Regions from separate parts of the Homo sapiens genome. Here region 2 is linked to region 1. Evidence: read pairs that join two places in POLR2A ChIA-PET (ENCODE). Cell type or tissue: PC-3. All regions are shown on one strand.

Region 1 (8,000 bases):
GAAAAGGAGAAAAAAGAAACATGCACAAAGAAATTCTTTTAGTTATGCAGGTAGAGACAGTCTGTGTGTGTGCCTCTGTCTCTTTCACACAGACATACGTACAAGCAAGCACATACACAGGAACCTACAATGGCAACCTGCCGGAAAGAACTTGATGTTGTATGCTAGAAAACATCACCCTCTAGTGACTGCTAGTGTATTTGTTGCTTATTCAATTTATCAAGAATTCACAACATTTTAACTCTTCTATCCAAAAAAATGCTTTTAAAAAGTCTTCAGAAATGCAATCATCATTACAATCACGTGTTGCTGTGGCTGCACTGGGGGCATGAATTCCTGGAAGTTATACAAAAACTTTCTATGCATGTGCCTTTGTGCATTTTCTTCTATGAATGTCGTTAAGTGTTGAGTCTCAAAGTGGTCTGTGAATAAAAAAAAAGGTCAAATTAAGATGTTTTGACCAAGCACGGTGGCTCACATCTGTAATCTCAGCACTTTTGGAGGCTGAGGCAGGCAGATCACCTGAGGTCAGGAGTTCGAGATCAGCCTGGCCAACAAGGGGAAACTCCACTTCTACTAAAAATACAAAAATCAGCTGGGTGTGGTGGTACGTGCCTGTAATCCCAGCTTCTCGGGAGGCTGAGGCAGGAGAATCGTTTGAACCCAGGAGGCAGAAGTTGCAGTGAGCCAAGATCATGCCACTGCACCTCAGCAACAGAGCAAGACTCAAAAAAAAAAAAAAAAAAAAAAACAGATGTTTCGTAGGGAAATTAATGAACCATCCCAAGTACTTCAAGTTCCTATTTCCTCAACATGCCCCCCTCCTTTTTATTTTTATTTTTTTTTGAGACGGAGTTTTGCTCTTGTTGTCCAGGCTGTGCAATGGCGTGATCTCGGTTCACAGCAACCTCTGCCTCCCAGGTTCAAGCGATTCTCCTGCTTCAGCCTCCTGAGTAGCTGGGATTACAGGCATGCACCACCACGCCTGGCTAATTTTGTATTTTTAGTTGAGATGAGGTTTCTCCATGTTGATCAGGCTGGTCTCAAACTCCTGACCTCAGGTGATCTGCCCATCTTGGCCTCCCAAAGTGCTAGGATTACAGGCGTGTGCCATGCCCGGCCAACATGCCCTTTCTTTACATACATCCCTAATGGGGAAAGTAAAATCTGAGACCTAACTGAATTCCATTGATCTGTTCTGTAAATCATTTTACATTTATGTTAATCTTCCAAAAAGTGTGCTCCCATTTTCCTCACCTCTTATTTTTAAAATGTTATCATATATAACACCAGACTCCTGAGCCACCCTCTGGCTTTTCTGCCCCTTCCACAGCTACAGCTCATCTTCCACGGACCCTTTCATTTCCTCCTTTGGAAATTAAAGACAGCACATGCTCATTTATCTCACACTCTTTTGTAAGAATTACAAATTAACTCGTATTAATACTAAGAGTATTAATTATCGCTAATTAGAAATAAGCTGAGAAAGATAAAGTACTATACAAATGTTGGCCGCTGAATGGCTACAGGGACACATGAAGTCAAAACAGTATCAGGTCTTTCTATGTCTGCGGCAGAATGCCAAAGCCCTGACACACATCCTTTTAGCAGCTTTAAGTCACTTCTGCAAGTGAATACTAGGAGATCGTCCCTTACTCCTGATCTTTGCTCTCAGGGGGCCACTTCAGCATAAGCCTTCCACCCTCCACAGATAACCTCAGGTTCTCCTCAAGCCTCTAGATCTTATTTCACATTTTATCATAGGTGCAACTTCTTGTGTACTTAACACTGTTGAACTGTTGAGTTTAAAAATGATTAAGGTGGTAGATTTTATGTGTTTTTTACCACAATAAAAAAAAGAGGCTCCAAACGAGCTGCAAAATGAGGGCCCTAAAAGATTATAAAGGACTCTAATTCTAATGTTTTTCATTTTTCAGATGAAGGAACAGAATGAAAGTCCCACAGTTGAGAGCCAAGAACAGGACCTGGGGGGTACACTGATTCCTAGTACACAGTTGACTACAGAACAACAACAACAACAACAAAATAAACCAAGTACAATGGGAAAAACTGAAGAAAATAGTTAAGTGGGACAAAGGCAACAAAGTAGGCAGAATCACAAGAAGAAAGAAGACCAAGGGAAAATTTCAAGAACATTTTTTAAAGTAAGAAAGCATGGAAGAAATGACTGAATATTATAAATATAGGATGGTCCCTGTTTTGCTGGAATAGCAGTCTGAAACCATCATTTATCTTGGTCTGGGTGGAGCTGAGGTCTGGGAATTCCCATATAAGGTAGTTTGTTCATGCTTACTTCCTCAAGCACACATTACACCTCCTCATCTGAAAAAGGCACTGGAAGAAAAGATTCTTTGGGAATGACATCCACACATACATTAAAGGCTGTGGTTTCCACTCCTAATGGTTAGTAGATTTGCCAAGACACAGCATCCTCGCAACCCCCACCCAAATACGGTTCAGCATCTAGCAGTCAACACCACAGGGCCTTCCTGTGGTCACGACTGGCAGTGGTGATAAAGGTCGGTATGACCTTACTGCTCTCCATAAATAGCCCTTCAGTCAGTAATGTCCTTGCATGATATGGTCACATTCTTTCAAGAGCAGCCCTGCTTTTATGTATGGTACCTTCCTTCCACAGAGCTTTCCATCTCAGGTGAAGCTGCTTTCTTGCCCCACCATAATTCCTCTCAATGACTTCAAAGCAGGGCCTCTACATTCGATTTTTTTTTAGGATGAGTCTGTCTACCTTTTTTTTAGAGCTATGCTGTCTACTTTGGTAGCCAGTAGTCACATGTAGCAACTTGAAATGTGGCTAGTCTGAATTCAGATGGACTTTAAAGTACCCACTGAATTCTCCTGGTAACTTTAAAATGCTGATGACATGATATGTATATAGCTTGGACATGATGACAGTTTGATATACTGGGTTAAATTAAACATATTATTAAAATTAATCTTCCCTATCTCTTTTTTCCTGTTTTAAATGGCTACTAGAAAATCTTAAAACTACACATGCTGCTTACATTGTATTTCTACAGGATAGCACCATTCTAGATAGTATAATAAGCCCTGCTTATTGAATACGCTCAGTAGAAAGAAACCCTGGAATCCTTTCATTTCAAACGATCTCCTGTCGGCCAGCCAACTTTCTTCATTTGCAGGTGAGATTCTTCATCTGTAATGTAGACAAAATAAACCCCCCTCACAGACTGGTAAGGACTGAGAACACAAAGAAAGCATTTTAAGCGTTCAGCAACACTAAATGTGTTCTCAGTAAATGTCACTTCCCTTTCTGTGGGTGCATTCAGTAGCTGGTTTAGTCATCTTGGGGTTAGTCATGGAACGTCTGGATTCCAACCCTCTTTGTTCCTTTTTCTCCACTCTAATCACTTCCACAGAATTCACCATAACTTAGAGGGCAGGGGTCTGTGGTGAACTTTCTAAGCAAAAGCTACCCCTTCCCCACAGCTGAATTTTTTACTCCTACCACTTGTCGACCATATCCTTCCCACCTCTTCTCTGCTGGTGCATTCATTAATAAATTATTAAAATTAATCTCAAAATTCTGGCTGCTGCTCATTTTCTCCTTTGGGCTGTTACCAGTAGCTCACTGCTATTGTCTGAATTTAAAGGGAGCTTTGTTACTATTCTAGCTATTTCATGTGTGAACACTTCCTTCCCCTCAAGTGCATGGATATCCTTTACTTACCACTAGGGTCTCACCAGATATGTAATGACTGAAGGATTCTACAATGGTCCTAGAAATAAGTAAAATAAAACTGAATGTTGACTTTTAATTACTGACCAGGCCAATCAGGATTACAGGAATGAAAAGTACCTTTTATGACTAAGAAATCACATCTGACTTGGCAGTCTGGTGTTATTTCTGGCTGGTTTATCTGTGGAAAATTCACTTTATGATTTCTTCCCAGCTGTTGCTAGCAGTGTGCTAGGCTGGCAGCCCTAAGAGTTGAATCATCCCCATGGATGATACTATTTTCTCCTTCCCCACCCAACCTTTCCCAGATACTTGGCATTTTTTAGTATTATACAGGTGCTAATTGTTCTGAAAGTCTGGCTTAAATTAAAGTTTATTGTAAATTGACGTAATCTAGCATCTGGATATCATTCTGTGTCTATGTCCCTTTTCACAAAGACAGCAACTCCAGGTCTGGGTAGGCTTGAGAGTGGGGATGGAGAAGTAACTCCGGCAAGACCTTTTCCCCAGCATTCCTTTATAGAAGGCAGGCGGTGAGAAGGAAAGAATTAGTGAGGGAAAGAAAAGGCAATCGAAGGGGAGAAGATTTAAGAAAGAAAAAAGCAAAAGAAAGAGAAGAATGGCTTTTTTCACAGTAGAAGTCACACAGTGGGAGGCTTGGATAAGGTTTAGATATGTTTGGAAGTAGAGAAAAACCATGAGACTATCAGGCACTAAAGTGAATTTAGTTGCTTTCAAACCCTGAACTCTAGTAATTCTGGATCTTAAAGGAGATATGCATAAATGATGCAGAGTAAACTAAAAAACAAAAGCAGAGAATGATTGGAAGTCCCTCAAAAAGCTAAACATAGAATTACCACATGACCCAGCAATTCCAGTTCTGGGTATATATCCAAAAGAATTGAAAACAAGGATGCAAACAGGTATGTGTACACCCATGTTTACAGCAGCATTATTCACAATATCCAAGGTATGGAAACAACCCAAGTGTCCTCCACAACTGAATGTTATATACATTTTACTATTAATACAATAAAAAGGGGAACATTTGTTGTTCACCTAGATCCCACCAAATATCAAGCTAGGATCCTTTTACATACACTACTCACAGATTAAATACTATTGCCATTTACAGATGAGGAATCTGCAACTCAGATATTAAATAATTTGTTCAAAATCACACAAATGGCAGAAGTAAAATTTAAACCCAAGGTCTTTCAACTTACACCACAGTATTTCAAGGATAAATAGGCTCAATGAATAAAGAACAAGTGAGAAAAGTATACGCTCCTTATGGTCTGAAACTGTTAAATAAGTGACAAGAAAGACCATAAACAGCTGAACCCGAAGAACTTGGTAGTCTAAATGTCTTCCCAGGCTGCAAACAAACTTTCTTTCAGCATAGCACATTTTAAAGCCCTATAAGGGAATCTCTGCCTGTTCTCCACACACCCCCCTCCCACACACAAAAATTGGTATAAGTTATTTTTCAATTTTTTTAGATTCTGTATTATATGTCCCATCTGGGCTGATAAAGTATCCTTTTCTCCCAACAATATTATCATACATTTGTGGCAACATTTGGGGTATAAAATACCTCCCCACCTGCCACTTCACTTATTTTAATCAAGCACTCTACAGGACATCAACATTTCATCCTGTAACTGTTCTGACAAACTGCGCCTCAGAAGTGACACACCGACTCAGAGCTAAAACACTGCTCCTGTATACCTCCTTCTCCTGGAACTAATGGGTCAATCAACATATGGCTAACTTTTGGGCAAGACCCAATTTAAAATCACTGTAAGTCCCCGCATGAAAAAAACAAAACTAGGCTGGGCGTGGTGGCTCACACCTGTAATCCAAGCACTTTGGGAGGCCGAGGCACGTGGATCACCTGAGGTCAGGAGTTCGAGACCAGCCTGGCCAATATGGTGAAACTTCGTCTCTACCAAAGATACAAAAATTAGCCGGGCATGGTGGTGCGTGCCTGTAATTCCAGCTACTTGGGAGGCTGAGACAGAAGAATCACTTGAACCTGGGAGGCGGAGGTTGCAGTGAGCTGTGATCATGCCACTGCACTCCAGCCTGGATGACAGGGCGAGACTCTGTCTCAAAAAAAAAAACAAAAAAAAAAACTAAAAACATTTTTAAAAGTTCCCTTAAAAGGCCAAGCATGGTGGCTCAAGTCTGTAATCTCAGCATGTTGAGAGGCCAAGGCAGGAAGATCTCTTGAGGCCAGGAGTTCAAGACAAGCCTGGGCAACACAGTGAGACTCTGTTTTTATAAAAATTTTAAAAATTAGCCAGGCATGGTGGTGTGTGCCTGTAGTCACAGCTATTTGGGAGGCGGGAGCAGGAGAATTTCTTGAGCCCAGGAGGTCAAGGCTGCAGTGAGCCATGATCGTGCCACTGTACTGTAGCCTGGGTGACAGAGCAAGACCTTGTCAATCAATCAATTTTTTTTTAAAAAAAGTTTCACTGAAGGCTTCCTCTTTTTTCTGGGAACTTGCGGAACTACTGACATCAAGAAACTATCAATGAGACTTCAGACTCCTTCCCACGCCTCTGACAACGCCCAGGTTCAGGCCCCACCGCATCATTTGCTCAGTCCTTTGCTACAGGATGTTCACACATCTGGCATTACCCATGGAAACCATTTCTCAGTCACCTTTGTGTCCCCAGAACCTAACACAGTGCTTAGCATGGGGCAACCACTCAAATGTCAACTGAATGAAAGACCCACTGACACATCCTTTCGTATGGTATTGCTATCTTGCTCTTTAGTCCTTCTAATCCATTCTCTACACTGTAATATTAGCAAACACTTCACTGCAACATCACAGATGCTTCCCTAATGTCCCCAAACTTTACACTGCCCTCAAGACCAATACTCCACATACACCCTCCCTCCCTGCCATTCTTATCCTTCAAACATTCCAGCACAGTAGATAATTTTTGAATTTCTTTCATTCATTCAACATTTATTTACTGAGCACTTACTGCTCTGGGCACTGGGAATACAGAGGTGAACAAGAGGAAACAAAGCCCCTGTTTAACAAATCTTCCAGGCTAAAGCGGAAAACACAGCACAGAAAGGAATAGGGCAGGGGGTAGATCCAGAAAGCACTTGCAGCCCAGCATAAAAACTGGATGTTATTCTAGGTGAGATGGAAAGGCAATGGAGGACTCTGAAGAGAGAAGTAACACTGACCTGCAAACCTTTGCTCGAGCTGTTGCCAACTGTGCCTAGAACAACACTCTTTTCCATCATTTGTCAAATTCTTCAAAGCCCAACTCAAAAGTCACTACCTCCATGGTGCCGTCTCTTAGAATTGAAGGGGGTTCCCCGCTCTTTTTGGTTAGCCTCAAAAACTTGACACTACCTGTGATGGCCTGATGTTTAGTTATTTTTGTATATTTTTTAAACTACCACCAAGTGTTTATGTTCATTCAGAATATTTTATTCTATTTTCATTCTATCAGCTATGCAAAGTGCCTTGTTGTTTGCAAACTAAAAAGCATGTACCCTTTTTATCAACTAAAAGACCAAATTAAAATGATCATCCTCTTTTTAATGTTTTCTTTCTTATCCATGAAAAATACTTGTGTTCTCCTGTTCATTATAACTATTCCTTATTTCCTGATTATGTATGTGAATGTACATATATACACACGTGTACATACACACAACATACATCTATATAAGAGACTGCCTTACACATGCAATCGGTATCACTCTTAATGTTCTTGAAGGTTAACTGTAAAATCAATGCTTTTGCAAATACATTTAAATCTCTAGGAAGTCCACTGTATAAGGCAAGTCATGTAGTAAAGCAAAAGATTCTTCTGTGGGTAAATAATCACCCCTTAATAAATGTTTTCCAAATGTAGGTCTGAGGCATTACAGTTCCTTTAAGAGTGGCCTGCTGGGGGAAATTCCACCCAACAGCAACAGAATACATATTCTTCTCAAGTGCACATGGAACATTCTCCAGGACAGGTCAAGAAGGCTGAAATTACATCACGTATCTTTTCTGATCACAATGGTATGAAACTAGAATAGTTTCTAAAGTAACAGGAGGACATGGAAAATTAACAAATATGTGGAAATTAAACAATATGCTCCTAAACAACTATCGAGATAAAGAAAAAATTAAAGGGGAAATTAAAGAAGAAAATAAAGGAGATATATAAAAAAATCTTGTGACAAATGAAGATGGAAATACAACATACTAAAACTTATGGGATGCAGCAAAAGT
Region 2 (8,000 bases), 350 kb after region 1:
CCAGCTGCAGAAATTTGCATAAGTAATGAGGAGCTGATTGTTAATCTCCAAGACAATGAGAAAAATGTCTCCAGGGCTTGTCAGGAGTCTTCATGGCAGCCTCTCCTATCACAGGCCCGGAAGCCTGGGAGGAAAAAATGGTTTTGTGGACTAGGCCCAGGGTCCCCGCGTTGTGTGCAGCCTAGGGTCTTGTTACCCTGCTTCCTAGCTACTACAACCGTGTTACCCTGCTTCCTAGCTACTCCTTGATTGTCCCATTGGCCAGAAAATGGCCATTCAATTCCCGTGTTCCTTTAAGGCACCTATTCTGTCTCCTATTCAGACAGTGCTTAATTAGTAAAGGGATTCTAAGTCTGGAAGTTAACCAGAACCCTTTTTCTATGGGTAAATGCTTTAGCATAGGCCATCATAGCAGGATATAGAGTTCAATCTAGCATGCTCCCTCCCTTAAAGGGGCCTTGCCCAATTATGTGATTTTTCTTGAAATTCATTTTTTTTTTGGAAGGCACGCAGGCCACACAAGTCTAGGAGGTCAAAGGGAAATAAAAGGCAGAAGACTAAGACTGCCTGTGGACAGTATGACTAAGGCCCAAAAGTTTAGTTCCTCTGGGGCCATGACTTATAGGGTCATGTCTGCAGTCATGGGTGGCACATTTAAATGGGTGCCAGGATTCAGGAGCCAAAGACAGAAAATAGTTGAGGAATGCCCTCTACTGTTTTCTTCTCCATCCTTGATCACAATACCGAAAGGAAGGAGACTAAAAGGACACTTTTATTCTCACTTCTGTTTTTAGATGGGTAACAGATCATCTTCAACATGCACTCCCCTGGAGTGTATTTTGAAGCACTGGGACTCCTTCATCCTTGAAACTTTGAAGAAAAAGTGGCTTATTTTCTTTTGCACAAGAGTGTGGCCTTTGTACTAGACCTTTGCAAGTGTTGCAAAATCAACCCAGCTCTTTTAGCAATCATATCAGGCAGGCCCAAAGAGAATAATTCCCCAAAATTAGAAAAGCAAGGTCCTGGGAAACCACCTGAGGATTCCCTTATTTGGGGGTGCCTTCAAGTTCCCTTCTCATTGCAGGACTTTAGACAAGTAAAGGCAGACTTAGGCTGATTTTCTGACCACCCTGATAGCTATATAGAAGCTTTCCAAAATTTAACTCAGTTATTTGCCCTCTCATGGAGGAAAGTTATGCTGCTCCTAAGCCAAACCCTAACTGTAGCTAAAATAGGCAGCTCTGCAAGCAGATGAGAATTTTGGAAATAAGTAATATGTCTCCTATAGTGTGCCAAAATGGAAAAGAAAAAAATAGGGAAGGCAAAAATATAGGCAAAACACCATTCCCAATAGGAAGAGAGGCGATACCTCATAACAACTGTAATTGGAACTCCTTTCTGTAGTATTTTTTCTTCTTTTATGGTTTATAATGGTTCTATCTCTTTTATAATGTCCCCTTAACCTGGGAAAAGTTAATTTTCCAAACTTAAAAATGCTTGGCTTAGAGTTGAGCTAGGGGGAAGGGAACCCAGAAGTGTGATATGCTGGCAAAAGGGTAAAAATTTCTTACCAGTTGGGCTTTTGGCTTCTCTCTCCCTGTGTGAGCCAGTAAAGGGGATAATAAGGATCATTGTTTATATTCTCTGTGAATTTATAATTAATGAAAAAGGATTTTTGTTGATCTTAAGCTGTAGACAATTTGGTGTGCTTTGCATGTCTTTCTGTATGGTTCTGTCAAAGAAAAGATACCTTAGGTTAGGATGCAGGCCCAGGACCCCACAAGTCTGCGGTTCAAGCCAGCCCAACATAATAGTAACAAACTTGGCCACAGGCCTCCATCTTGTTTCATGTCTGGATACATGACCTGTAACTACATGGCAATAATATACTTTACTCTCAGCCTTTTTACAATGGTGGCTGTCTTCTTGTGCTAAGTCAGTTCCTGAGTAAGGGCCAAAAAATCATATAAGCCAGTTTGTCAATCGGGTGGTGCTAGCTGATTCATCAAGGGTAGAGTTTACAAAATATCTTAAGCACTGATCTTGAAAGCAGTTTAGGGAGGGTCAAAATCTCATAGTCTCTTGCTGCATGACTCCTAAGGGATGGTTTCAAGACTTCTGGCTAGTTTTTTGGTCTTGTTCCCAGGCAAGAGGGAAGTATATCTTTTTTTTTTTTTTTGAGATAGAGTCTTGCTCTGTCACCCAGCCTGGAGTGCAGTGGCTCAATCTCAGCTCACTGCAAGCTCCACCTCCCAGGTTCACGCTGTTCTCCTGCCTCAGCCTCCCAAGTAGCTGGGACTACAGGCACCCACCACCACTCCCGGCTAATTTTTTGTATTTTTAGTAGAGACAGGGTTTCACCGTGTTAGCCAGGGTGGTCTCGATCTCCTGACCTCGTGATCCACCTGCCTCGGCCTCCTAAAGTGCTGGGATTACAGGTGTGAGCCACCGCGCCCGGCCCTGGAAACATATCTTAAGAAGGAGCTGTTACCATCTTTGTTTTAAAGTATAAACTGTAAACCAGGTTCCTCCCAAAGTTGGTGAAGCCTGTCCCCAGGGATGGGCAAGGACAGCTCGGGCGCTGGAAACAAAATGGAGCTGTTTGGGTCAGATGTCTTTCACTGTCTCAGTTACAATTTTGCAATGATAGTTTCAAAAGCTGCTTACCCTCCTTTGAAAATGCCTTGCACACTCACGGTTAAATCATAACCTAATTAAGGCTCATTGGTTTCACCTGTAAGGTTACTTTTTGTAAAATTGAAAAGTCAAAAATCTTAACTGCTTGGCATGGCTAAAGTCGAGTAAAAAGGGATTTAAAAGGATTTTCTTAAAGAGTGCTCAGCTTAATTAAAAATGGATATTCAAGTTATAGGTATATTTAAAAGTTTTTCTGGAAAAAGCCTTTTTTCCTCTCAGTCGACTGAATTATTTTTCTCTATTTTTTGTCTTACCACTCCTAATGCATGCATGAGAGGCCCAAAGATAACTTCTGGTAGCATGGGACTCCTTGGGAAAAACAGAGGAGGTGCCACAGACCCTGTTTTGGGAAAATAAAAAGCCCTCTGTTTTTCCCACGAAGCCCCCAAAATTAAAAGTAGATAGTTTCCTCTCAAAATCAAAGACTCTGTTCTGTTATGTATTGTGTTATATACTGTTTATGTTTTGGGGGTTTCACATTACTTCACATTATGAGAGAGATTTGCTGTTTAATAACCAGGTAGAAAATACACTGTAAGGGACGGCTAGGAGTAGTAATAAATCAGAGAAGCATGCTCTTGGCCACCTGAAAGGTATGAAAACATCCCCACCCTCCACTAAAAAATAAGACTTCTATGGGGGGATGGGCTAATTGCCTTCAGCTGTGTCTGCTTATTAGGCACTAAAAAATGCATGGTACCTGACCCTGCTCCTCCAAGGGCTCCACCCTAAAGCCAGTAATCCAATTAAAAAACTGGCAAATGAAAAATCTTAACAAGTGCTGAATCTTCTGTCTGTGCTGCTATATATGTTTTGTGTGTAATGTCTGCAAAAAGAGCTCTAATTGATTGGCTTAAAGAAAAATAATTGCTTAAATCAAATACGTTTTTAGTTCACATGGCTTTAAGAATTAAAAATACTCTTAAGAATTATTGGTAGAATACAAGTGTCGTCAAAATGCAAATAGGTGGTCTGAATCATATAACTTAGATACCAGGGTTGCTAAATGTTCCCAGGTTGTATATTGCCTGCTTTACAGATAAGTAAGGCCTGGGACACATGGAGTTAGATACTGAAAAGTCAAACTTTATTTGCGTTTCTGTCTGGGTCCTAGGATCCACACCTGGTATATAATTAAAATCGCTTACTAACCAGGTTTTCCAGTGATTTTTTTTTTTTTTTTTTTGAGATGGAGTCTCACTTTGTCACCCAGGCTGGAGTGCAGTGGCGCCATCTCTACTCACTCCAAGCTCCACCTCCCAGGCTCATGCCATTCTCCTGCCTCAGCCTCCTGAGTAGCTGGGACTACAGGCACCCGCCATCATGCCCAGCTTATTTTTTGTATTTTTACTAGAGGCGGAGTTTCACCATGTTAGCCAGGATGCTCTCAATCTCCTGACCTCATGACCCACCCACCTGGGCCTCCCAAAGTGCTGGGATTACAGGCATGAGCCACCACGACCTGTCCCAGTCATGTTTTTAACTGTAACTATCCGGGAAATTTTGTCATTCACAGACAATTGTTTTCTTGCTTTGTTCCTTAAATATCAAGCAAGACAAGAGTTAACTAAGTGGACTGCACCCAAAAAGTTAAAGCAAGCTTTTAAACTTTTGCTTGGAATATTGCTGATGCTTGTTTTATTTTGTATCATCAAGTAAACTTATTTTTAACTATTTATGGCTTTTAATAATTGAGTAAGGTACATATTGTGAACCAAATTTGGAGCATGTTTATTTTTCTCTGCCTGGTTCCTCTAGAATTAGGAGACTATCTATGAGTACTCTTAACTTACGGCAATATAGTTGTTTGCATCAGTGTGACAATAATCCATTTTTCTTTGTCAACAGGACACAATTGGAAAAACTGGTTATTTTACATATGCTTTGACTGAAAGGGTGTGTTTCCCTTTGAGGAATCAAGCGTGACACGCAGAGCCAATAAAGCCTCTTGGGGAGAGCTGGCCTCATACCTTGTCTACACAGTGTGGCACAGGGTTCCTAACCTCTGGTCAGTCAGGAATGTCACTTTCTAACAGGTCTGGGAACTAACTCCATGTTGATCTTGGGAACTCAAGAGAAAGACTCACACAACTCATGGAGGATACGAACCATGGCTGGGCTCGGCTTTAAATGTCTTATCTGAAATTCCTTGTGGAACAGTTTCTTCAAAGCCAATCCAAAAGGCATATGTAGATGTAACCATTCTTGCTGCACATTATGCAAATAATCAGGCCAAGTATAAGACTATAGTGTATTCTACCCACAGCACACATGGTCTTATCATAATTTGTTTTTACCAAAAATGAGTACTGGAGAGAGAAATTGTGTTCCAAATGTTATCATATATTTGTCATTAAATTCTAGTCTCTTTCATTGTTTTGAAGCTTTTTGCCTACATTTTAGACGAACCCTGCTTATTCCTGTGAATCAAGTGGTATCTCCTACAGCTTGGAAGAAACAAAAAGGGATGGGTAATGTAAAAATCTGAATCAATATGCTAGTTCTGGGCAATGATCCTGCAAATTCTGCCAGGTAATAAAAGTAAGTAGGGTGCCCACCCATAATCTGGAGGTTTCTTTGTTTGGGAAAATAAAACTAAGAAAGTTCACAGACCCCCAAAGGGAAATTCTATATCTTGGTAAGTAAAATTTTAGATGGAAATTATCTACTGCACCACACTTATGGGAATTGCTATATTCACTCTACTATTTGCAATAGGGTTACAGGTATTTAAAGATCAAATCAAAATTATTGAATGCATTTAGCATCTCATTCTTTCAGACCATCAGGGAAAGATATCTAAATAGAGTTAGACTTCTGCTTCAGTGTTACCTCAGGACCCAATACCATCTGAAGATGCATGAGGCATTCAGTTCACGACTTACCTGAGTTTTATTTGGAGCTGCAAAGTCTAAAGGCTCCAAAGCTATTTTTTATATGATTAACAAGGGTTGAATATCCCGACCCTTTTCCAGGGCCTGGTGGTCGTCAGACACTAGGATGAGAGTCTCTAAGAGGGTGAGGCTTACCTGGTATCTCAGGCAGCAGAGGAAGCAGCTTGCTGCCTTTAGTCAAACTGCTTCCTGGAAACCCAGAGCCAGGTCCAGCTCCAGGACACTGTGCAAGCAAGAGCACAGCAGGTGAGGATGGTGCTGACTGTCCAGAGCTTATAAACCTGGGAGGATGGGTGGGGTGGGTGTGTCAGCCTGGGGTAAGGCTGATGCCAGGGCAGGACTTTGCACCTGCTGCTGTGTTCTGCCTCCACTGGATCCTGATGTACTCCCCAAGGTACAAATCTAGTCCTGGCTTGGCTCTCTGCAGATACCACAAAGTTGAGGGTCGCTGCTCCCTTTTTGATACCAGCTACTCAGAATGTAAATGAACAGGTCCAACATGAGGGAATACAAACCAATAATTCATTAATTATCCCAGGGAGCCCATATTTATACTGAAGGTCTTCCCAGACCAGCTCTCAGGACAGGAACTTGCACAATTATTTCATCCTGTTCCCTTTGACCCTGTAGAAAATATATTCTATTGCCTCTTTACTGAATCCGTAGTTAAAATTGGTGTAGAAGAAAGTTCATTTTAGGAAACCACAAGGCCTGTAATAAAACCATGAAACCTCCATGTCCCCCTCTGTGTGTGTGTGTGTGTGTGTGTGTGTGTGTGTGTGTGTGTGTATTTCAGGGCAAGAATGTCGGGGTTAGTGGATGCAGTGGGACACACTGTGGTTGTCAGTGGGTGTGGGCAGGGGAGAACAGTCTCCAGAGCTTCTGATCTTGCACTCCTCACCTGGTGCTTAGTAAAATTTCCATCTGTTGAGATGATCTAATTATTGATTTTACTCTTTTTATTATACATAGTAACACTCAGTATACTGGAGTTAAGTAAATATTGTACAGAGTTCATTGTTAAAATTCCATATATTTACATTGTCTGTCCTCTGTTTTGCAAGACTCCCAGAGACCATTCCTAATCTTCAATTTCAGTTATACTTTTGAGACAAAGTCATTGCTTTTTAATCTCTTTCTGAACTTTTGTTCCTGATGATTGAGCACTAAAACACAGAGCCTTAGGGCATGACTTTGAAGCCATATGGCTGTGTTCTCCATTATCTGGCAACCTGGTTTTAGGAATCATGTGACGTGAATTATGTAGAGCATCAGAACAGTGCCCAGGACAAAGGATGTCCGGCACGTGGTGGTTCATATCATCATTACACTTGGCTGCTGAGCTGATGTCTTGCAGAAAACCTAAATGAGGTCTGTTTGTGAAAACTCCTGGTGGAGGAGGAGGACTAAAATGCTCCCTTTATAGTTTCCATTACATATGCATGATATAGAATGTTCTCACTGTGAAACATGACCATTCCTGCTACAGACCTTCTTTAAGGGGTGAACATATCAAAACAGGAAAAATGTGAGTGTGAAAAGAGGTTCTGTTGATTACATTGACTGTCAAGGTAAGAAGTGGGAGTTTTCCAGCTAAAAGGACAGTCCCCGTCCAATTGGATCATTTGGTCACACTGTCATGACAGACCTGAAGCCAATAACAATTTTGATAATTGTCCTAGGGGCTGGTGTAGGAAGAACTGGGAGGTTTTCTTGGATAGAGTCCCCTTGCCTAAACAGATGCTGTAATTGTCACAAAACCATCTCTGCATGCTTGTTGTTTTGTGCTGTCTCTGGTCTCCTTTTGGAGGGAAGAACTGCATGTGTTAAGATCCAAGGGCAGAGAACCTGGTCTACTTGCATCTCTTTGTCTCTCCCTGTGGTTTCTTTTCACTGCACATATTTGACAATTTGATCCCCTGTCTATGTGGTATCTTTTGTTAGGTCTTAGTCAATTTTAGCTTTTTTCCATTTTAACAACTTCAAAAGGCTTAGAATTGTACCTGAGGTTTCCACCTTGCCAGAATTTCTAGTTTAGGGCCCACTATTTATCTTTTTCTTTTTATGAAAAAAAAAAAAATCTTTTTTTTGAGATTGAGTCTTGCTCTGTTGCTCAGACTGAAGTGCAGTGGTGCGATTTTGGCCCACTGCAGCCTCTACCTCCTGGGGTCAAGTGATTCTCCTGCCTCAGCCTCCCGAATACCTGGGACTACAGGCACATGCCACCACACCTGGCTAATTATTGTATTTGTAGTAGAGATGGAGTTTCATCATATTGGCGAGGCTGGTCTCAAATTCCTGAGCTTGTGATCCACCCACCTTGGCCTCCCAATGTGTTGGGATTACAGGCATGAGCCACTGCCCCCAGCCCCACTATTTATCTTTATATCAATATAACCAGGATCAGCA

Evidence for each region. ChIA-PET counts read pairs that join two places held together with the same protein. Peaks named below come from ENCODE experiments on the same cell type or tissue, not always from the same donor. Only the 100,000 strongest peaks of a DNase experiment are listed, where the experiment ranks them.
Region 2: POLR2A ChIA-PET joins it to region 1 with 7 read pairs; 1 of 35 experiments calls an interaction of 5 or more read pairs at or near these places.

What each region holds. Positions count from the first base shown.
Region 1 is chr2:108,589,667-108,597,666 of GRCh38, reverse strand. All of the region lies in intron 1 of LIMS1 (LIM zinc finger domain containing 1), which reads right to left. Among named protein-coding and RNA genes, the nearest start is that of LIMS1, 59 kb to the right of the region's middle. RefSeq lists silencers at 3,221-3,270, 3,291-3,380 and an enhancer at 2,572-3,771. In PC-3, a CTCF peak has its summit at 167 (motif pointing left); DNase peaks (open chromatin) are centred at 2,476, 3,316 and 3,926; H3K4me3 peaks cover 1,710 bases; H3K27ac peaks cover 3,241 bases.
Region 2 is chr2:108,237,810-108,245,809 of GRCh38, reverse strand. It overlaps SULT1C3 (sulfotransferase family 1C member 3), which reads right to left and starts at 5,842. Exons shown (of 8, transcript NM_001320878.2): 1 at 5,727-5,842. In PC-3, no CTCF peak of the experiment used is centred here; a DNase peak (open chromatin) is centred at 2,009; H3K27ac peaks cover 544 bases.